Regions from separate parts of the Mus musculus genome. Here regions 1 and 2 are each linked to region 3. A link is a loop called in an ENCODE intact Hi-C map of the cell type or tissue named here. Cell type or tissue: heart. All regions are shown on one strand.

Region 1 (8,000 bases), 150 kb after region 3:
AAGCTAACAGCCTATGTATGAACTTTAGATAAAACTTTGCCCCATAAAATTTTTTCATATGGGATGGTGGCATTTTAGTCAAAAGGAACCACTGTTCATAGGGAGAGTAATCGCTTAAGCTTAAGCTACATCAGAAACCGAGTAAATAGTTACAGCTATCCACAAGCTTTATGGATAGTCCAGTTGTTTAAGTAGCCTCATAATCGGTCACTTTACAGTGTGAAATGGTGTCCTAGGCTACCGTTCTGTCTGATGTTGCTTTCCTTTGTAAACACCTATTGCCAGCAGGTCTGTAGGTGTACCGCTTCCATGCCACCTTAGAAACAAACACACCCAACCTTTTATATCATGCTCAATAGTATTTTATCTTGATGTATTAACCGCTCCTACCACCTGGTAACAACCATAATGCCAACATCCAGGAAATGGGGTCATTGCCTTTCTAGTCTGGCTTTATTTGGCCTTGGACTCTGTAACACTGAAAATTTTTACAGTAACCAAAGAAAACAAATGGTTGGAGAAAATCAGCTGAAAATACTGTTTTACAACACACATAAATGTTACATTTTTAAATGGTCCAGCTGTCAAGACTTGATGGTTAAGAAGTCATGTTGAAATTTTTCAGATATCATGTCTCTGATGATGAAGTCAGAAATCTTGCTGTTGGTCAGTGGCTCTGCAGGCCGAGAGGACATAACTAAGGTGTTGACCGTATAGGAGCTAAACTCCCCAACAGGAGAGTCACATCCTGCTGACATACACAGTGAGTGCCTTCCATCACTTTGGCGATCAAGATTTCACAATCTGCTTTCCACCAGATCTTATTTGTGGTTTTACAGTTTCTGGTCAACTGTACTTAGAAAGCTTAAGTACTTGTTAAGTACTTGTTGTAGCTTAACTTCAACTGGTCAAGTTTATTAACCACAGGGTTTTTAGTCTGCAGCTTTCTCAACAACAATTAAACATGGACTAGATTTTAAGCATCCAACCAACCCTGTCTCTCTAACTTACTTGATTTTACAACTTTGCTTACTTGTGTTTGTCTGACAGTGGAACATCTCAAATAGTTTACCCACCTTCCAAGTCCCAACAAATTAGTTTCCAATTTAGTCTTTCAGCAGCTGAGTGACAGCCTGAACTCTAATTCTAATGAGCCAAGTGGCTTTATGAAGCTAATATTCCTAAAATATCAAGCATGATCTTATGAGATTCTGTTTGGAACTACCTTTGCAAAGTTCCAGAATAGAACTAATGCTAATAACAAGTGTAGACAGGCCATACTGTGTCTAGAGCCCAGGAGATATTTGGTCTGTTTCTGCATGCACTTGAACAATGAGTAAGCCATGCCAAGCCTCATTTCCCTAACATGAAAGAGGGGAAATTGATCATGCCTAGAATCCATAACGGAGAAATATTTTAACACCTCAGCACCTTTACTTGGAAAACAAAACTGTAGAATGAGAGTGGAGTCTGTTTCCTTATCACAGCTAGTGCGCAGGTGCCTGATGATCTTTCTGTGGGCTCCTCCAGCGCCCCGGCTGACAGGAGAAGCTGCCTGGCACCTGTGCAGTGAGGAGGCAGAGGAGATGGTGCTTCCAGGGCCAGACTGGATGCTGTCTCAGAGCCTCCAGTTGCTCAAACGCAATGCTTCCACTTGGGCGTTTCCTTGATTTTAAGATTTCTTTTTTGTTCCGTTTTTTTGTTTGTTTGTTTGTTTTGTTTTGTTTTGTTTTGTTTTTGTCTTGTTTTTGTTTGTTTGGTGTTTCTATTCTGAGACAGACTCCTATGTTAAGGTGAGCTAAAATGTAAGTACATTCAATATAAGATTTTGTACAGTAAGCCATGATAACCAGAGCATATTTTATTTCATTTTTTCCTTTTAGTGAAAACAATAAAAGCTTATTCTCACATAATATAGCATGATCATGGTTTTCCTCTACCCCTCCCAATCTCTCCGGACCTCCAACCCCCACATCCAGATCGACTCCCTTTCTGATTAGAGAAGAACTGGCTTCTAAAACATAATATTGAAAAACTATCACATCAAAGTTGTACAGGACAAACCAACCGAAGGAAAAAAAACCCAAAAGAAGGCACAAGAAATGGAGACCCACTCATTCACACACTCAGGAATCTTTTTTTTTCTTTTCCATTTTTTATTAGGTATTTAGCTCATTTACATTTCCAATGCTATACCAAAAGTCCCCCATAGCCACCCACCCCCACTCCCCTACCCACCCACTCTCCCTTTTTGGCCCTGGCGTTCCCCTGTACTGGGGCAGATAAAGTTTGCATGTCCAATGGGCCTCTCTTTCCAGTGATGGCCGACTAGGCCATCTTTTGATACATATGCAGCTAGAGTCAAGAGCTCCAGAGTACTGGTTAGTTCATAATGTTGTTCCACCTATAGGGTTGCAGATCCCTTTAGCTCCTTGGGTACTTTCTCTAGCTCCTCCATTGGGGGCCATGTGATCCATCCATTAGCTGACTGTGAGCATCCACTTATGTATTTGCTAGGCCCCTGCATAGTCTCACAAGAGACAGCTATGTCAGGGTCCTTTCAGCAAAATCTTGCTAGTGTATGCAATGGTGTCAGCATTTGGATGCTGATTATGGGGTGGATCCTTTCATCTCAGCTCCAAACTTTGTCTCTGTAACTCCTTCCAAGGGTGTTTTGTTCCCACTTCTAAGGAGGGGCATAGTGTCCACACTTCAGTCTTCATTTTTCTTGAGTTTCATGTGTTTAGGAAATTGTATCTTATATCTTGGGTATCCTAGGTTTGGGGCTAATATCCACTTATCAGTGAGTACATATTGTGTGAGTTCCTTTGTGAATATGTTACCTCACTCAGGATGATGCCCTCCAGGTCCATCCATTTGGCTAGGAATTTCATAAATTCATTCTTTTTAATAGCTGAGTAGTACTCCATTGTGTAGTACAGCGTCTGCCCCAATCCAATCGCGCGGAACCTGAGACTGTGGTAAATAGGGAAGCGGACTACCCGGGCCTGACCTGGGGCACAAACCCCTTCTGCTCCACTTGAGCCCCAAGGTACCTTGCTAGCGGAGTCTCACCCAACACCCGCAAGGGCCCACACAGGATTCCCCATGGGATCCTAAGACCTCAGGTGAGTGGAACACAGTGTCTGCCCCAATCCAATCGCGCAGAACCTGAGACTGCGGTAAATAGGGAAGCAGACTACCCGGGCCTGACCTGGGGCACAAGCCCCTTCCGCTCCACTCGAGCCCCGGGGTACCTTGCCAGCGGAGTCGCCCGACACCCGCAAGGGCCCACACAGGATTCCACACGGGATCCTAAGACCTCTAGTGAGTGGAACACAACTCCTGCCAGGAGTCCAGTTTGAACACCAGATATCTGGGTACCCTCCCTGCAAGAAGAGAGCTTGCCTGCAGAGAATACTCTGCCCACTCATACTAAGGAGAGAGCTACCCTCCCAGGTCTGCTTATAGAGGCTAACAGAGTCACCTGAAGAACAAGCTCTTAAGAGAGACTCAGGAATCTTATAAAAACACGAAACTGGAAGCTGTAATATATACACACTGGACTGGGGAAGACCTGCGCAGGCCCATGCTGAATGCTTCAGTCTCTATGCTGGAGGCTTCAGTCTCTGTGCTGGATGCTTCAGTCTCTGTGAGTTCATATGAGCTGTATTCATGCTGATTTAGAAGACCTTGTGTTCTTAGAATCCTCCATCCCCTTTGGCTTTTACACTCTTTGAACTAAAGATCAGATAGTCCAGAGACCTAGGGTAGGCAAGACCAAATACTACGGGTTAATAATGATAATAATGATAATAATGATAATAATAATAATATTAGTAATAATAATGTAGTGATAAAATGAGTCCTAAAGACATTCTCCTACACAAACATAGAGAACAAATACAGGGAGCAAATACAGCCAGACCCACAGCCAGGCATTACACAGAGAGTGAGAGACCTTGGAACACTCGGCCAAAGGCAGGATGTCATCACACCCCTGCCCACCAAGCTCACGGAACCAGAGCATGCATGCTTACTTTTACACCCTTGAGGCATTTGTGTGAATACATATGACACCTAGTGGTGGGAGACCAGGCAATGGAATACTCAAGGAAAGAGAAATAGGCCTGGCCTGCTGGAGAACAAGCTACAGAGAAGGAAGTGCATTGTAGAATAACACTCATCCGCACAGGTGTGTTCCTCTCAGAGCCGTCATGGAAAAAGAAACAATTAGAAAAAGAACATACAAGAAATCAAATGAATCTGGAAACTTGCCACCTACAGAGAAGGAAGAAATTCATCCACATATATTTTGCCCACTTAACTAAAGGGTGGAGACTGTGCTGACCCAGCACAGCCCAGAGATGCACAGAACTAAGGCCTTCTCCACCAGGGCCATCAGCATCTTTCAATTCCTTGGGTACAAACATAGTTTTAGGAAATGTTTTAGGAACAACAGTGCCACGGGCATTCCTTGCCAGAAGCATGTAGACATGTTTTGTGTCTTTCAATAATGTCAGAACTACTGGATAATAATAAATTCATAATTTCATTGGCTGCATTTGCCAAGTCGTCCCGATTCTGAGAGCTAGCCGCTGGCAAACATTATATTTTATTCCAAATTACATTATTGACATTAACCCTATGATCACATATTACACATCACCCAGTAATTGTGTCTACCTATAGACATTGATATATGTATGTGTATATGCGTCTGTGTGGGCTAGAAAATGGCTACCAAGAGACTACAGCAGAGCTCACAGAGGCCTTACTGAGAAGCTGGGAGAGGAGGCTGAGATACAGATGCAAAAATCATAAATCTCTGTTCTTGGGGGAGGAGAGTAAGCCACAAGGTCAGAGTAAAGCTGAGGTGAAGAACTGATGCACAGTGCTAAGTCAGTGAGGGCAGTCACAGGTGTCTGTCTGTCCACCCCTTGCACCCACAAGACAGTCCCAGGGCAGGTTGTTGGGAGCTGCTGATATCAGCGTGTTAGGTGGCCTCCTCTTGATAGAGTCAGGTGAAAGTGTCATACAATTTCCTTGGTCTGGTGTGTTCAATATATTCTCAAGCCTGGTCTTTCTCATACGGTGTTAATATGCCCATCAGTCCCAAATTGTTACTTTTACAAAATCACAAGATGGAAAATGTCAACCGGTGCCACATGGGCAGTGCTGGATAAATCGTACATTTTCATGTGCAAGGTCCAGGGACACCCTGCCTCTGAATCTGCAGTTGAAAGATAGTCAAATGCTGGTTGTAACATGCAATCTCCCAGCGTGGTTGGAAAAGTCTCTCTTACACAGCCTTATCTCCTTACGGAGAAGGCTGTAGGCAGGGCTTCTTAGAACAACAGAGAGACACTAAAATGACCTGTGGCTCAAGCGATATCACTTTAAAGATAAAACTCCTCACTGTTTATGGTAATGATGTGCATGTGAGCGCATGTGTGTGCATGTGTGGGGGTCCTTTTAAATAAAAACACTATCTCATCTCTACAAAAATGGTGAAAATCAGAAAGTTACTTAAATTTAAAAGGGATACACAGTGATCAAATGGATCTTTAAAACAATAGGTTGGGGTGAGCGAGGAGCAGCCTGGGAACTAGGGAGTAGCTTTAACAATATTCCCAGAGGATCAGGGAGCCTTCCTTCAGCTCATCCCCAGCTTCTTCGCATGTTGAAGATCATTGTAGAAAAATATTAAATAACAGATCTACTTGCTCTGTCATCTGCTTCCCTGCATGGATTGAATGTTCCATCCTTTGAAACAAACCATGATCTACTGATTAGACTTCCACCTAATGACTATTACTAGGTGGAATTAGGTAAGTCGCCTTTGGAAATATACTTACAGATGCCAGCACAAGTCTTTTATATGAAAGGTGGTCTTGTTGCCATGGGAAGTTATTACTAATCTCTGTAGTTGGACGGGTTTAGAAGCTCTCCAGAACTGTTTCCTGTCCATCTCAGATTACTCATGCTGTTGCTCTTCTTCACTGATGTAGACAGACAAGACCTGGGAGACTCGCTAATCCACTCCAGACATTGAGGACCGTCTGAGAATTGAACTGGCTCAATGCAGACGCAAAGCCACTCTCAGGACTCTGGAGCTACTCCATCAACAAACAAACACTCTAAAATCGAGTTCTTAGACCCCAGAGGCCTGGTAAGCAAGCTTCCATAAGCAGGCAGAAGAAACCTTTCTACATGAAGGCTTTTCTTGAAATCTGTGCAGAACATGAGATTCTGTGCAGACTCCGCCATTGGCCCTCCATGTGCCATTGGGCAACCACATGGCTCATTATGTCTTTCGATCTTCCTCTTATAAAATGAAGGTACTTCTGGATATGATCACAGTCAGCTATTGGATGGGTCACACGGCCCCCAATGGAGGAGCTAGAGAAATTACCCAAGGAGCTAAAGGGAACTGCAACCCTATAGGTGGAACAACAATAGGAACTAACCAGTACCCCGGAGCTCTTGTCTCTAGCTGCATATGTATCAAAAGATGGCCTAGTTGGCCATCACTGGAAAGAGAGGCCCATTGGACTTGCAAACTGTATATGCCCCAGTACAGGGGAACGCCAGGGCCAAAAAGGGGGAGTGGGTGGGTAGGGGATGGGGGGTGGGGATGGGGGACTTTTGGGATAGCATTGAAAATGTAAACGAGGAAAATACCTAATTAAAAAAAAATGAAGGTACTTTGCTCTCAAGAGTGGGAAGCTTTAGTTTTTCCTGTATATTTTTATGGAAGGTGCATCGGCACACCTCCATCTCACCTGTGGAGGTCAGAGGACAGCCCATAGGAGCTCATGCTCTCCTTCCCCGTGAGTCCCAGGAGTCAGGCTCAGCTCTTCTTTACCTTCTGAGTTGCCTTGCCAGACCTGAAATTCCTTGTTTTTAAAGTGGCTACTTTTTCTTGTTTTCCTTGTTTCCAAGGACACAAGAAGACAGTGGCTAACCAGAGATGACATTTGTTTGCCCTCAGATATGAGAGCCCAGCAAACAGAAAGACATAGCTGTGGGTTATTAAAACAAACAAACAAACAAACAAACAAATGTATTATTTTAATTTAAAAAATCATGGTTAGCATCATATGGAGCTATGATCACTATTTTATCACATTTTAATGTCTTAAAAGTTAGCAACCAAAGGCTGAAGGGGAACAGGCTTATAGACTTAAGAATTCTTAAAATATAATAATAATAATAACTGTTATATTTTATATTTATAATATAAATACATTATTATTTATAATATAAATATATTAATGTTCAAAATATATAAATAAGATGTAATGATCATTATTATTAAATTTGTTTATTTAGTGATTGATTTTTCTCTGGACAGGGTTACTCTATGTAACCCTGTCTGTCCTGAAACTGTCTTTCTCTGTACCCTAGGCTGGCCTCAAACTCACAAATCCATCTGCCTCTGCCTCAGAGCACTGGGATTAAAGGTGAGCACCACCACTGCCTGGTGCAAAAAAATTATTTTTAATAGTGCTAGATATTTCAAGAGTAATTCAAATATGTTATTTATATGAATGTGCTTTATTTAAGGTTCTTTCCAGCTCGTAAAACCCAATATTCTATATTTATCTCACCAGATGATGGAAACCATGAGGATATGACAGCTCCTAGGTATGGTGGAGGAGAGGTTTATTGTAGTAAGGGGATAATACAGTACGAGAGGAATCTGAAAGGGTCCAGACTGAACCACACGATGAAAGATGGGGGCTAGGGGGTAGCAAGAGAGGAAGAGGAGAGAGAAGGAGCAAAGAGAGCAACTGGAAACCCAGAGACCTAGTGAACCAAAATGGCTAGCCGTAGTTCTCAGCCTGTGGGTCACAACCCACTTGGGGTTTCCAAACAACCTTTCACGGGGATCACATATCAGACATTCCAAACACCAGACATTTACAATACAATCTGTAACCGTAGAAAAAGCACAGTTAAGACATACAACAAAAAATAATGTTATGGTTGGGGTT
Region 2 (8,000 bases), 66 kb after region 3:
TGAACACTGCGGATTCCTTTTACAGAATGAACGTATGTGGGGAAACACACACACACACACACACACACACACACACACACACACACACACACATACACAGTGTAGCATTGCCTCAACCTTCTTAGTACTGCTTCAGCACTGTCATGGACCCCACTAGCACAGCTAATTCTCCTAAATTACTTCCCACTTTGGGTAATGTGCACTGTGCACACCTAGCAGGCCCTGCTGATCAGATAAGTGGATGCTTCTGCCCATTTCCCCCTTTGCATTCTTGACCATTTGAACAGAGTATCGGGTGGAGCCCACACCCGATAACACTCAGGAAGAAAAATGTCATTTCTGGAACCTTTCCATGACCTAAGACATAATGCAGAACTCAGCAGCTGGTCCTTGGCCAGTGATAATCTTAAAAGGAAGCCCAGGCATCGCAATGCTTTTCCTGGAGACAGATAGTGCTGTGTAACTTCTTTACAGTGCCCCACAGTCCTGAGATCTCTTCCTGGGAACAAACACTCATGAAGCATCTTCCTTCTCCTAAAGTTGGAGTAAAATAGAATCTGAACATTTCCCTCACTAAGCGTGAAGGGGGCTGGGGGTAAACCTCAATGGCTAGAGCTGGCCTCACATGCACAAGGCTTTGGCATCCATCCCCAGCAATGAGCAAAACAGTGATTATCTACGGGAAATAAATGTTTCATCTTACATAGGAACTATGCAAAAATAGTTTTGTTGTTGCTGTTTGTTTGTTTGTTTGTTTGTTTTTGTTTTATTTTGTTTGTGCTTGAGAGTATTTCTCTTTCCCTTCTAGAACCTAATTTCCCTTCTAAAGCAGGAATTGGGCCTTCCCTAGGCCAGCCCCTGCGGCTGGCCTTGGCCTTGGTTTTGTCTGCTTCCTCTTCCTAAGTGTTCCAGGATGACCAGTGAGGGACAAGGTACATACAAGGAGAGTTCACCCATCGGCTTTTGGTTTGGTGGCAGTGTCAACAATGTATTTGTTGGGAGAGGCCCTTTGGAGAAGATGGGAAATCTACTTAGCAGCCTTACATGTCAGATGAGCCCTCCTCTCACCAGCCATGTCGGGAGTCTCACAAAGTAAAGAGAAAGGCGTTATAAGTGGTGTCCAGATTGTTCCATTTTCATACTCCTTACAAGAATAAACCTAGGAAGTACAGAGGTAGTTTGGCTAGCTTTTTTTCTACTATTTGAAAAATAAATCAATGCATGTTGTCTTTCCATCAGTGGAACCAGCACACACTTCCTATGTGGTCCTAAGCGTGTTTAAGTCATTAACAATAAGAAACGGGATTACTTCTATTTCTTTTCCCCCTTTAGTGTCACCGCAGTCAGTTTCTGTAGTTTACCCATCCCCTGCCCTCTGTCTTCTGAAGAAACAGCCACAATTCTTCCACTATATAGTCACACCTTCAGCAGCTCCACTCGAAGTCTCAGATGCGGGACAGCTTAATTTTCCAAAGGTGAGGTAACAAAGACTTGACTTGTTTGCCCTTGATGGGGGGAAAACATGTCCTGTGTCACATAAACCCCAGCCGTGTCTCCCTCATGGCTTGCCAGCAGTCACGGGATCACGGGCTGGACCTCTCTGAGTCCACCACCAGGTCCACGGCCACTCTCACTGGACAGAGAACAATGAGCCCTGCAACTGCAAGGTCCACACCTACCCAGCATTTCTTGTTATTGTTTGAAAAGACCAAAAGGAAAAAAAAAAAAAAAAAGAAAGGCCACATGAAGCCTCAGGGCAGGAGGGAGGCTCAGAAGGAACTAGAAGGAAACCCTGCAGGATGTTCCAATCACTCAAACTCTCTGTGCATCCAAATTAGCTCGGAAATGGCCACTGGTTCACAAAAATCTGTTACCACTCTCCTCTTCCTGGCCACAGCCACCCCCACCAGCACCTTTCCTCCTCTCTATTGTTTAGCCATGCTGTCTAATCCGATCCAATCATTCTTTGAAAAAAAATTTTTCGTTTCATCAGGAGGACATAGATGATTAAGCAAGTATTTGACAAGTATCTCTTATCTTCTTATATTCTGCCAAATACGAACTTTCAAAAAAAGAAAGAGAGAGAGAGAGAGAGAAGAAAGAAAGCAGGCCAAAACAAGAAAATCTAAGGGAAAGAGTGACTGCAAGTCTGTTCACATAGGCCTGTCTGCTTCAGGCTGTCCATCCGCCAGCATGTGGGAGTGTCCCACTGCTTTTGCTGATTGAAGACAAGCAGATAAATAACTGTATTTTATGTTTCAGAGCATTCAAGTTTACAAAATCATTTTTACTTTACTCTCTTGATGGCTTCAAAATTAGCTGCAAGAGAAACATGAACTTACAGATTTTAAAACTTGTTTCTGGCTCTTGGGATTTGGATTAATGTCACAATGCTGTTATTGCCTTCAGTTCCTGGATGCTGGTTTCCTAGGCTATGGGATTATAACAGTGCCACCACGTCTAGCTAACTTCATGATTTTATTTATTAAATTTATGACTTGATTTTCTTTAGACTTCTCCAGAATTATTGTTAGATCTACAAATAAAATGAATTTATTTTCATATTTAGCGTATATGTTCCAGTCTTATCAGTTCATAATAATTATGAATGCTAATAAACCAATATCAAACACACTTTCCTTTTTAAATTTTATTTTTGTTATGTATGAATGGAAAAGTATAAGCCCAGGACCTGTAAGACCAAGGTCTCAGCATAAAGGAAAATTATTTGCCTCAGAGGGACAGAGGGCAGGAAATAACAATGATGGGAGATTGAGGAAGAGGGAGAGGGGAAGGGAACAAGGGAGAGGGGGGACAGTATTTGTCCCTAGGACAAATGACTGCCTCTGGATAGAGGAGACAGGCATGGCCTGTAGGAAAATGGCGGGTTATAACAGTAAAAGGGGAAAAGCCCTGTTAAGATGAGGTGTTTAATTTTAATTTGATGTGTTAATTATGTGAGCCAAAGGTGGCTTTTGATTGCTCAACTTCAATGCATTTGAAGCTGGACTTTGGTATTCAGCCTAAGGAGGAGGAAGTGGCCAAATAAGGGAATGGATCTGGTGGCTAGCTTCAGGAATATAATCTAAGGGGCTTTAGCAAGACAGGGGGAATGGAGGAGAAGGGCAAGGCCTGCCAAAGCCATGTTCGCCAGGCTCGAGTGTAAGTGCTTGGAATCAAACGCAGGTCCTCTGGAAGAGCACGACACACTCTTAGCCACAACTCCCTGGCACATTCTTTCTGTATAACCGTAAACATAAACACTTTTGAGCCAACCTCCTGCGGTAGAATGCTGCTAGCGATTTACTGCAGTTGTCCTACCTGCGTAGACACGGCTTTTTATGAACCACCTCAAAGGCAGGCATTACCTGTTATAATGTTCAGCAGAAATGTAGGAACTCAGAAATCGACCGTTCACACAGGTGAGTCGATCATCTTGCTTCTCTGATCAGCTTCATAGGTTTTTCTGGGAGAGTGAAGTCTAGGATGAGACCCAAAACAAATCAGGAGATCCACCTTAAAAATAGCCTGAATCTACGTGATAAAGGTTGCTAGGTTTCTGCCAATATCTGAAGTAATTTCCTTCAATCCAGTATCTGGTTGAACAATTTGTTTCTTTCTTTCTAGTCCCCCCCCCCCCCCCCCCAGGCTTGAATTCTTGCCAGGGGAAGGCTTTTCTCAGCGCCAGAAGTAGACTGGATCCGTTCCTCTCTGTTTCCCCATTGTCTACCAGAAGGGTTCCCAGAAAACAGAGCCGCTAAGAAGTAGCCCAGGAAAAGCTCTGAAGAGCTGACAATGAGCGAGGCCAGAGTGCCGGTGTCAGAATGAAATTGAGAAATTGACCGCCCGCGGGTGAACCACCAGCGTCACTCCTGAGTCTTGGGACACTGCCTCATAAATGTAATCTTGTGGGTGGGGCTGTTTCTAGAGAAAGAGAATGGAAGATGAGCAAAGAAATGGGACGATGATGTGAATCAGGACAGCAAGGGAGGCTGGGATAGACTGTGGAAGTTACAGCCTCCTTAGGGAAGCCCCACTGGACAAGCATGGTGGCCGCTGCCCTGTGTGTCCCTTCGTGCTAAGGCACGCTGACTGCAAACATCCTGTCCCTTCATGTCAGCTGACCTTGGAAGGAAAGGAACAACTGAAATTTTACAACTGTTCCAGCTGGAGAAGATCTTTTAATGGTTTAATGTTTTTCTGATGTGGTTCAATAATGGTTTTCTGCAAATTTTAGAACAACATTGAATTTAGTTACTGCAAGGAATAAATCAAACTAGGAACAAAATTTAGGGCATCGAGGAAGTCAATTAAAAAAAAAAACACAGCACAAGTGATTGGTAAGGTGATGTGAAAGGGTTGAGGGTTCGAGGTCAGCTGGGCTACAGGGCAAGACCTTGTCTCCAAGAGGAGAGAAAAGAGAAGGAGAGGAGAGTAGAAAGTCTAGCAAGAACATTCGCAGCTTGATTTGAGTAATTGTTTCTAGAAACTACAGTAAACAACTGATTTTGATATATAATGTGGAGAGAAGTTATAGAAAAGCTTAAGGTGACTTTTTATAAAGCAGTCATTGGAAAATGAGAATGAAAATTATTTAGAGGGTACAGTGTCCCCAACCTGTACCAACACAGTACATAAGGACAGCATTGAATAGCCGCGTGCTTGGGGAGCAGCACACCATCAGCGTGCTCCTCCCTGAGCAAACGGTGGGTGGACGCACCTTTGCACAGGCACACAAGTTAGGCGAGAGCATTCCCTCCCCGGGGCAAAGCTAGCACTTGCAGAGTGTCCCTGACTGTCCCTTTTGCTGCCCTGAAAGTTTGACTGGTTTGTCTCTCAGTGTCCTGGCCCTCACTATATTCTTTCGGCTCCCTTGCCCCAATCCTCCACTTGCTGGAGCCATTAGAAACCCTGCTTTGCTTTCCTGGCAACTATACTTACATTAGCCCTTTTCCATGATGCCTTTTAAAAACAATTCTTGCTTGCAGTGAATACCTAAGCATCTGAGTTAAGATCCCCAACTCTAAAGCTGGCCTTGGCAGCAAGCGTTGTATTTCTAGCAACCTCCTGGGTGGGGCTCACTGTCCACTAAGTCTAGCTCATCAGTAAGCTTCAGATTCATACTTAAACAAACAAACAAACAAACAAACCCCTAAGAATTAAAAGAAAGAGGGGATGTTGAGCAGGAAGATGGCCCTGGCCATCTGCAGCGGCAGAGGGCTTATCAGGAGCCACCGAGCCTGCGCTAAAGCGCTCTGGACGCTGCTTTTGTTCTGGAAGGTTGCCAAGGGTTTTTCACGCTTCTGTGGCATCTAGTTTCCAGAAGGAACCTGTAAAATGGTAAATAAAATTGCCTGGTGTTGAGCTGCAAGATGGCTCTGTGGGTAAAGGTACCTGCTGCCAAGTTTGATCCTTAGGATTTGATCCCGGGGATCACGTGCTGGGAGGAGTGGCCTGACTCCCTTAAGGTATCCCCTGACCTTCAAACGAGTGCCTGAGCGCATGTGCGCGCGCACGCGCGCGCACACACACACACACACACACACACTCTCAAAATAAGTATATAAAGTGCAATAAAAAAAATTTTTTAAAGAGAGGTACATAGCATTTGAAGAAGAAAACACCCTGTGCTGACTCTGAACTCCCAGACACACCTCCCCCCCATTCCTATCCCTGCCCTGCACACATGCACACAACTACACATGCATATACCCTCATAGACACAGGAAAACACACACAAGAACACATATATACAGCACAAAAAGTATTAATTCCTATAATTCTTGTTGTATTATTACAGGAAACTTTAGGGAATCTCCGCATTAGATGCCATATATTATCGGAGAAATTGGGGTTTTCCCTTTGGGTTTTTGGTCTCATCAATAAAGAATTTAAAATTATCTTTAAAGCACAATTTTAAAAGCAGACTTGAGGAGGGTTTTTTTTGTTTTTTTGTTTTTTAATTTTAAGGGTAGGCAACCTGTAAATTCAGCAACTGCGGGGGGGGGGGAGGGGGGAGAAAAAGGAGGGGAGATAAGGACAGGGCATAGGGATGGAGCCATTACTAAGAGTAAGGAAGGCCAGCCTATCAGTGGGAGCATGCTGACATCTGGGGAAAAGAGATAAAAGGAAGAAAATGAAAAAAAAAATATTGTTTTTCTGAGTAGCCCAGAAAATCAAGCAGTCTTAGCAGAGGATGTGGCTCCCTGAGTGACTGCCCTCAGGAGGGCTCTCAGGAGGTTTAGCTGACTCAGACCTCCTGGGTGGCAGTCTCTAGAAGGCGATAGACAGGCTCATCTCTATAACTATTCCCAGGTAGATCAGAGCGGTCTGTGTCTAACCAGGGCGAGAGGTGAATCCTACGTTTCTGACAGAAGGAAATAGGTTTCCTATTAAAGGCCTCAACAGAGCCTCCATAGCCATCCTCATTGGCTTCTGAGGCTACTGTACCAACATAATATGGTGATTATTTCCTATAAAATATCATTATGAATTATCTAGTATATATAGACATCAATTTTTAGATACAATTTTGACAATCCTTTTAATGTAGCATCAACCCCTTGTACATTCAGCCCTCCGCAGAAATGAGCATCATACTGAATGCTTACTCATTCCTTGCCTTTTAAAAAAACATTTATCACTATTTTATATATCCTTTAACATTTCTGTCTGTAATTTATATTGTTCATCTGGCAACGGCTTCTTTTCACTCCTGGCCTAACTTCAGTTTTCTCCACGTTAGCACATGAACTGAGGCTAGTGCAGCTGCAGTGTGAAGCCACACTGTCTGGCCAGGTGTTTGGCTCTACTCCAGAGTTTTAGCTCGCAGGCCGTGAGTGCTGCTGCAGAATCAGCATATATAGACTATGCCTCGTGGTGTACGTGGTGTACGTGTGAGGAAGGCCTTTCTGAGGAATGTGCTTAGGATCTGAACTGACAGTTCTCAGAGTCTGAATTCCCGATAGTGTGTTGAATTTCTCTGAAGTGGCTCTGTGAGTCTCGCTCCAGCAGTAATGCTGGGCCTGTGTAAACACCTAACGTTATTAGAAGCTTTGATTTGGCCAACTTGATGAATCTGAAATGGATTAGTGTGCATTTCTGCGACTAATGAGATTGGGCATCTTTTTGAAATTTATATAAGCCAGAACTGACATCCCAGGAACATGCAGAAATACATGCAAATATGATTAATGATGGATTAGTCCATGAGTATCAGACCGAGACAAGAGATTTCCCCTGTAGAAAACACATAAATAATAATCTGCATTTCTGTCTCCATTGATTGAAGACTCAAGTATAATGGAAAGCCAAAGAATATTTAGGAGATAACTTAGAGGCATGGGGACGCAGCCCAGGAAGCAGAGCGGCCGCCTAGTGTGAGGCCAAGAGTACGGTGGTTAGGAACTGTAACAGCAGAATGGGGAGGGAGACGTGTGTGCGGGAGGTACAAGAGGTGTGTGTGCCATCCACAGCAACAGTGAGTTAAAAGCCAGCCTAAGTTACATGAAACTATGCCAGAGAGAACACAGAGGAGAGATGCTGGGGAGGGGGGGGATGGAGGGAGGGAGAAAAGGAGGGAGGGAGAGAGGGAGGGAGGGAGGGAGGGAGGGAGGGAGGGAGGGAGGGAGGGAGGGAGGGAGGGAGGGAAAGGTATTAGAGGAACAGTGTAATTATCACAAACCTTGCAAGGTTTGATTTAACGAGACACATGAAGCACAATCATCATCAAGAAATACTAAAGATGTTAAACACATCCTTGGCTCACTGATCGCTTCAGGAATCTAAATTGCCACACATGCGAGTTTGTTTCCAGATTCTTTTCAATGCTCTGCCCACCTACCTGTATGTCTCTACTGCTGACATATCTCCTTAATCACGGTTACTCCCCCCGTGACTCTGGGGGGCATCCTCCAGCCTTGTCCCTAGTGACTCTGAGGGGCGTCCTCCAGCTTTCCCCACCCCACCCTTGTCACTCTGGGGGCATCCTACAGCCTTCT
Region 3 (8,000 bases):
CACCTGCTTCAAATACATGGCCACCTTCCGACTGGTTCTTAAGATCTTTATGACCCGATAGTGATCTCTGCAGCCCTAACCCTTCTGTCTTAGATATATTTAAGACATTAGATATCTTCAAATGCTATGCCTGTCCTGGCTCAGCTCTGAGATTCCGAGATATGTCCTCAGCCCCATATCCGAAGGCAAAGCCAGGCTGCTCCCATTGTAGTCCTTTTCTCCCTGGCTCTGAGGAAATACTCAGCCTGCTGTGTCTGATTTTTTTGCTTGTTTGTTTTTGTTTATTTGTTGTCTGGCTCTTTTTAAAATTTTAACACAGAACATCTTTTTTTTTTTTTTTTTTTTTTTTGTATCTGCACATCACTATGTACCAAGCACAACTGGCACTTACTAGGGATTTAATGTCTTTTTTTGTATTTAGGTCTATTTGTAGAAAGTAAGTTATATATGTACTCAGGCTTAAAAATATATAAGATGCAAGCAGTTGAGATGGTGAAAGTAATAAGACACAAACAGAGCAAATGTGAAGTGTGTGTTTGTGTGTGTTTTTGTGTGTGTGTGTGTGTGGGTGTGTGGGTGCACACACATGTGCTTATGCTCATGCATGTGTGCTTGTACGTGGTTGCATATCTGCCCTCATGGAGATATGTGTGTGTGTGTGTGTGTGTGTGTGTGTGTGTGTGTGTTGGCAGGGGGGTTACATGGTGCAGCTGGCCTGCTGGTAAGTTCTTCTCTGCTTTTTTCTGGTAGAGTGTCACCTTTGCTTCCACTTAATTCCTGATGGGTTTGCTTTATGAAATGAAGACAAAGTAGGTCACAGTTTATCTGCAGAAAGCACTTTGAGGTCCCCTCCCCCACCGTGGGTCCCTGCTTGCACACCCTGAGCTATGTGTGAAGAGGTTCTTTTATGAGCAAGAAGGCAAATGAAGAAGTTATCTAAGAGCCTTCAAAGCACTCTCAGTCTGTCTTTACCTGAGGCAGAGTCTGTGGCTTACTCATTCTTTGCTAAACGGTTGCCATCTTGAGATCAAGGAGTCAGTGCTTAGTCATCGGAACCATGCATGTAAAGAAGAACATACTGGCCTAGCTGGACAGGGGACCTAGGACAGTCCTGGTAAGTGACCTCATCAGGGAGAGAAGGAAAAAAAATGTGCCTGCATTTCCTGTTCAGGGCTCACCTTACAGTTGCCAGCAAGCACCCGAATGCACTTAGAAAGCAGCATTAACAAAGTAAGTTTGCCTCCAATAAAAGGGGATCCTGGATGTGAACCCTCACCTTAGCTGGCCTGTACAAGCTGGAAGCTCTCCCTGCCAACGGGGCTCCGTCGTTACTCTTCATTATCTAGAGTGGGGTCTGTTTCCTCACTAATTAAAAATTGTCAGAAATGATATTCTCATTTCCTCCGAAAGAAGTAAACACAGGCAAAGGTTAGAAGGATGCATTCCACAGAAACGGCCCATTGAGGAGCAAAGTGCAAGGCAAACAGCCTGGACCAGAGGGCCTGCCCTGTCAGCCCTGAGATTCTGAGATGTGACCTCAGCCCCACATCCCCACAGCCAAGCCAGGCTGTTCCCACTGCAGACCCTTCCCCTCCTCCAGCTTTCAGGCTGTTCCCACTGCAGACCCTTCCCCTCCTCCAGCTTTCAGGCTGTTCCCACTGCAGACCCTTCCCCTCCTCCAGCTTTCAGGCTGTTCCCACTGCAGACCCTTCCCCTCCTCCAGCTTTCAGGCTGTTCCCATTGCAGACCCTTCCCCACGGCTCTGAGGAAGTACTCAGCCAGCTGTGTCTGTGTGGCTGTTGTTGGGCATCCCAGGTTCTTTTGTAACTTTTAATTTGGAGACACACTCATTGCTAAATTAGCTAGGATGGCCTTGGACTCACTCTGTGGCTCAGGAGAGCAGCGAACTTAGGGGATTCTCCTGGCTCAGCCTCCTGTGGTGTTTCTTTGTTTGTTTTTGTTTTTACTTTGCTTTAACAGGACCCTCAGGAGCCTGGTCTGTTAAGATTCCCTTGGTATATCTTATGGGATATCCGATTGTATCTCATAGTGAATGAATCTGGCTAAAAGTTACTGCCTGACGGTTGGTCTTTGCTTACTAGGAACAAACTCACACGTTTGCCCTGATTTACAGATACCCCCCATGGCCATAGTTGAGTGAAATTAACTGCACATGGCACTAAGCCAGCCATCTTGTAGTTCCTCGGTTCCCCAGTGTTGTGGCGGTTGTCATCTATCTTCAGCTGACAATTCCTTTGTTCTGGAAGGCCCTTCTGGTGTCATGTCAGCTTACATTGTGCGGATGCTCTGGACAGTGGGTCCCTAACTGTCCCCTGTACACCGTCTTTCCCAGTGTGGGAAACATGTTCCTTGCTCCGTGGATCCCCAGTGGTCAGCCTGTGCCTAAGGCATGTGTGAATAAACGGGTGGACTTGGTGTCACTGTGCTGCGCTACCAGTTCCAAGAGAAACAGAGCACAGAGCACAGAGCACATGTGAAATTCTAGCAACCACATTAGAAAAGTAAAAACAAACAAACAAGCAAATAAAAACAAATTAGTTTTAGTAAAATATTTCACTTGGCTTGCCTTAATTATGGTTATTCCAACATATATTCAATGTAAGAAATTTTCACGATGCATTGCATTTTATATTAACTTCAACTGTGATACATACTGTACACTAACAGTCATCTTGAGTCAGACTCTTTTTTTTGAAATACTTGTTCATTATTTAAAGTTCACAAAAATTATAGTTAAAAAATTTAGATTGATGAATTCAAGTTGTTTCACACATTTTATTTTTACATTTAATTAAAGTTGAGCTTTCTTGTTATATTAGCCACCTGTCGGAGGCAGAAGTAGTTGTGTAAGTGCAGAAGTTTACATGGGCTGGCTCTACAGCACGTCTAACCCATAGCACTATAATCCACATGCAGTCAGCACAGCGGGCTAATCGCTTGAGAACATGTCTAAGTTAGGGATCAGCATACGTTTCCAAATAAAACAATTTAGAACATTATCAAAATTATTCCTGCATTAAAATCGCTTATTTTATTTGAGTTGCAATCCAGGGGGTCTTATCCAGTAGGAAGCCTGAGTCTGAGAGTAGTCCATAGTGGGTGAAAGTTGTTCCCCTGACACTAGCAGATGCGATTAAAAGTTGTTACTGTGAGTTAAATTTATCAAACTTTTACAGTAGCCCATTTTCCTACAGAAAATATCATGTTTCAGAGTCTGTTTCCCCAGACTTTGGGGGCTGGTAGGGACTTGGGAGCAGGTACTTCTCAGCGAGCCCCTGTACAGCAGTCCATCTCTCTCTAACACCCTGAAATGTGGGTGTGCTCGCAGGCACTGGTGTACATGTGAACATCTCCCATCATTCTGCTGTGAGGCAGGGAGGCTGAGAAACTGGATTACTTTATAAAAGCTATCTCAGATGAGTCACTGTGTCAAAGAAGAAAACAGGTTTTGATAATTCATGACCACATTACTTCTGATCATTCACATAAACCCACAATCTTTAGGTCTGCATGAAATTAAAACTTACAATATATTTCAAAAATGAAATGAGGGACATATTTTGCATTGGGACCCATTTTTGAAGGGTCTGTAAAAATGAGTACTACATGGCTATTTACGAATGGGAAGAATAAGGCTTAACTTTTAATGTAATTAAATCTGTGCACTACATTCCTGAGCAATGAGCAGAATGTATTTTAAGTATGTATTAAATATTTGAAATTATAAATCTAGGCCGCTGTAGCCCGCATCCAGAGGCAGGGGCAGCTAGGTTTCTTTGAGTTAGAGACCAGCCTGGTCTAGGTAGTAAGTTCCAGGACTACCAGAGCTGTGCAGCGAGACTGTCTCAAAAACCAAACCAAACCAAAACCCAACCCAAACCAAACAAAGCCAAACAACAACAACAAAAACAAAAAAACCCACCAAAAAAACCAAGGAAACAAAACAACCAAAAATCAAAAAACTAGGCTACTTTAAAATGTCATTATTTATTTTGTTAAAATTCCTGAGATAAACACTATTCTAACAAAAGAGCCATTAAGACTAAGAATCTCTAAGATAGTTTTTATGTTCTCAAATTCAGAAGAACTAAACACATTATTGCAGTATTAATAAAATAAAAACTCAAGATAAGAAGGTCAAATGTGTCCAAGATAATTGTCTCCTCCACAATGAGGCAAATCCATAAGGAATAATGGGGGGAAGTTCAATGCATTAGCTTTTGACAGTCAAAACAGGAACCTTTAAAATACTCTGTTCATGGTTAAAAATAATTTGTACTCTAAGTCCAGTGATCATTGCCAGGGAGAACCAAAGTTGAGAAATTTCTATTAAAAACATGACTCAGAGGAAAACATACAGGGTCTGGTCATGAAGGAAATGATCTGGCCCCCATTGGTCACTCCTACAGTCACATGGTCAGGGCATCTTTAAAAGTGAGCTATCTGGACTTCAGAGGCTCATAGCACCCTCCTGTGCTGCAGCCTTTCTCACCTGGAAGACAGCTCCTCCTCGAAGGTTTACAAAATGTGTGATGCCTTTGTGGGAACCTGGAAGCTTGTCTCCAGTGAAAACTTCGATGATTACATGAAAGAAGTGGGTGAGTGCTGTGGGGGTCGGGGTCCCCCGGGCTGGGGAGAGGGCTTGCAGCTGCCTTGCAGCCCGGGGGGACAGGATGGAGCTGTGGTGGGAGAAAATGCTGCTTCCCGCATGGAGGGTGTATGTAGAAGCCACAAGAAAAAGTCTGTCCTAGAAGTTTTCTCAAAGCTTCAAGCTCGTGATCCCTCCAGGTGAACCCGCAAGAAAGAGTCTACAGGACAATCTTTTACTCTCTGTAGAACGACAAGATGTGGCCTTCTTTGCCAAGCTTGCGATTCTGAGGTTCATTTGGCTACTTGCCTGTTTTCAACATCTCCTTTTACATGAAAAATTTGTAATAATTTAAAGAGAAAAATATTCCTTCCGTTTGTTTTTTTTTTTAAAGGATGGGGGCAACTTTTACTTAAAACTGAAGTCATGATATTGCCCCTCTTAGAAAACAAATCATGTTGGAAAATATATTTTAGCAAATTCTTTTCTGTCTCAATGTCAAGGCCTAAGAATGTGTGATTATTTTACAGTTGACAAAAGCTTGGCTTCCGGAGATACTTTCCTTCAAGGACTTAAAGGTTTCTTCGTTGGTTTAGAGTGATATGTGATGTCATAGATTTGTGAGTAATTCAGAAGGAAAGCAGGGCATGCAAAGCACACATAGAACTTGCCCTTCCCACGATATGGGCTCACAACGGTCTATGTCCTGTCAACACTGCCCACAGGCTGCTGTGTGGCCAAACAGCTTTGCCTATCCGTATAGAGGGGCCATCGCCCAGCCAGCGATGTACTTCATCAGGAAGCGTCTGCTTTGAAGCCCTCTCTCCTGACCTCCCCATATTACAGAGTATCTCCGTTAGGACAGACTCCCCTCAACCTGCAAACCTTCCCTCAGTTATACAGTGGGAACTTTTGGTTGTCTGTCAATATTGTTGTCTTGTTTGCAGACAAGAAGAATATCGGGAATTTCAGCATGACTTAGCCCATCGACTGTTTACTGTTCAGTGTGGTAGTTACTATGCACTGAGCCAGAAATACCAGGGCTTGAGACACTTTTAGCTCTTGACCACTTGAAACATTTCATACTGCTACCATTCCTATCTAAATTATAATGACACTACTTAAGTTGTGAGAGACCCATGATTAAAGGCAGTAGATATTTCCTGAGTGGAACTGGCAACCGTAATTAAGGCAGAGTAGGCAGGTATTGGCTTCTGCAGTCAGATAAAAATGAAGACACAAGTGAAGCTGTTATTTGTCCCCGGCACGGTCTCTCTGCAATCATTTCCCAGTGCTGTGTCCCTTTCCTGCGCTGATTGATTGTACAGAATGCTGTGCTGTGTGGCAGAGTGACAATTCAAGGCAGAGACACACCATTTCCTCACTGTGGTACTGTTTAGACAGAGAACTAAGTCGTACCCTCTGCATCATTTATCTTGTGGTGTGGTTGTCTCTCAGTTCATCCTTAGTTCTAGCTTTGGGTCACCTTTTGTCAAAGACATAGCCTTTATTTAAGCATTTGTGTTGAAGGAGTCAGTGCACCCGAGACAGAAGGATTCTGTGTAACATGCCGACAGGGTGACTAAGGTTCTAAGTTGTTCACCCTCCACAGGGAAGCTAAACAAACAAAGTTCACAGCTTAAGGGACCGAGATGCAGAGTGTTAGTTTCCAAACTTTTCTATACACTGACATTCTGATTTCCTGAGTTCAGAAGATACTTACCCAGTCTGCTTTACGTTTCCTGATTGTTGAGAATGCGATCACCATTCTAAAAGGACATGAAATGTGAAACAGCATGTTCACTCTACAGAAATTAATCAGACAATTCATTTCATGAGGGAGTAATATGGGAAAGAAGCCTAGAAAATTAAATTTGGCAACAAGTGTTGTGAAATGTGATTTTTGTTCACTCAAAAATAGATGACCTTTTAACACAATAACTCTAAGTGAGGCCTGGCCTTTGACTTAGATTTTAAAAAAAAAAAAAACTTTTAGTAATTAAGAAAGAATAAAATGGTCAAACTGCCTCAATCACAAATAGAAAATAGAGATAATATACATACACTTATTATTAGCATATTATAATAAATATAGACATACAGACCTATATAAAACACATAGACATCGAGATATGAAGATTTAATCTCTTAATACATTCTTGTTGAAATTAAGGACTTATCTGAAGGAGTGTAGTTAGCAGACAGGCACAGTAAATCTGGATGGATGACAGGTTCTGAGAGCATCAAAGGAGCCTCCGGCACCCTGGTGTCTTCTTCATCACACACACAAATGTTAGCTTTACATGCGTTCTCTTTCTCCCTGTAGGAGTGGGCTTTGCCACAAGGAAAGTGGCAGGCATGGCCAAGCCCAACATGATCATCAGCGTAAATGGGGATTTGGTCACCATCCGGTCAGAGAGTACTTTTAAAAACACCGAGATTTCCTTCAAACTGGGCGTGGAATTCGATGAAATCACCGCAGACGACAGGAAGGTGAAGGTGAGGAACAAGGAGCTGATGCAGAGTGAGGGGGGCCAGGCTTCTATTCCACGGCCTGCAGGAAGCGACTTCAGCTCAAGGGGAAGGACAAAAGCTTCCCTTGGTGGACTGACAGCCTCGGAGCTCCCATACCTAACCCAGCTCCGTCAGTGCGCAGAGGGCGCATTTCCTCTTGCTCTTAAGCTGTCCCGATATTCACAATGATTAGCATGTTTTATGAGTCATACAGTAGTGCATGTGGAGTAAATTCGAGCAGTAAAACGTTAGGGGAAGTTTATAAAAGCGAGGCTGAAAGCAAGAAACCCACCATAACATTACCGTGCCCACCTGCATGTGTCTGCCATCTAACTTCTTTCACAGTATATCCTTTTTTTCAAAAACCAATTCTATTTTCGGTTTCTATTCCGAATATATAAGTAGATATACATATACATGAGTTCTACATTATTTTTTCAAGATGTGTTTCTCTTTATACCTTCTTGCTGGATTATGTTCTTGTCCTGTAGAGTTACTGAGAACATCAGAATAGTCCTTTGGACCCAGGTTCCATGTTTTTCAGTCTTGACCTCCATGTGCAAACTGCAGTCTCTTTTCACTGTGCCCACAGAGCATCATAACCCTAGATGGCGGGGCCCTGGTGCAGGTGCAGAAGTGGGATGGAAAGTCGACCACAATAAAGAGAAAACGAGATGGTGACAAGCTGGTGGTGGTGAGTTACGCTGCATACTCAGCTATAGAGCCTGAGAACATTACAGAACTCTAGAAACTGCACTTGCTGTGTAGAACAAAAAGGCTCATTTGTACTATATGTTTATTTTGAAGCTGAGGGTTGAATCCTGGTTCTCTCACTTGCTTAAAGTACTCTGCCCCTTCTGAGGTGCACTCTATCCTC

What was found. A loop is a pair of places that touch in the nucleus more often than their neighbours do. Peaks named below come from ENCODE experiments on the same cell type or tissue, not always from the same donor. Only the 100,000 strongest peaks of a DNase experiment are listed, where the experiment ranks them.
Region 1: a loop joins it to region 3, with 4 times the contacts of the local background. A loop is called at or near these places in 3 of 42 quality-filtered maps.
Region 2: a loop joins it to region 3, with 6 times the contacts of the local background. A loop is called at or near these places in 7 of 42 quality-filtered maps.

What each region holds. Positions count from the first base shown.
Region 1 is chr3:10,055,947-10,063,946 of GRCm38, reverse strand. Gm33365 (a long non-coding RNA gene) reads left to right here. Exons shown (of 4, transcript XR_387544.2): 2 at 626-763; 3 at 6,012-6,172. Among named protein-coding and RNA genes, the nearest start is that of Gm33365, 4.4 kb to the left of the region's middle. In heart, a CTCF peak has its summit at 4,085; a DNase peak (open chromatin) is centred at 4,016.
Region 2 is chr3:10,139,231-10,147,230 of GRCm38, reverse strand. No RefSeq gene overlaps it. Among named protein-coding and RNA genes, the nearest start is that of Pmp2, 41 kb to the left of the region's middle. In heart, a CTCF peak has its summit at 1,613; DNase peaks (open chromatin) are centred at 340, 950, 1,620 and 3,940; H3K27ac peaks cover 1,416 bases.
Region 3 is chr3:10,205,058-10,213,057 of GRCm38, reverse strand. It overlaps Fabp4 (fatty acid binding protein 4, adipocyte), which reads left to right and starts at 4,442. Exons shown (of 4, transcript NM_024406.3): 1 at 4,442-4,619; 2 at 6,936-7,108; 3 at 7,716-7,817. The coding sequence starts at 4,547. In heart, no CTCF peak of the experiment used is centred here; DNase peaks (open chromatin) are centred at 1,357, 4,477 and 7,057.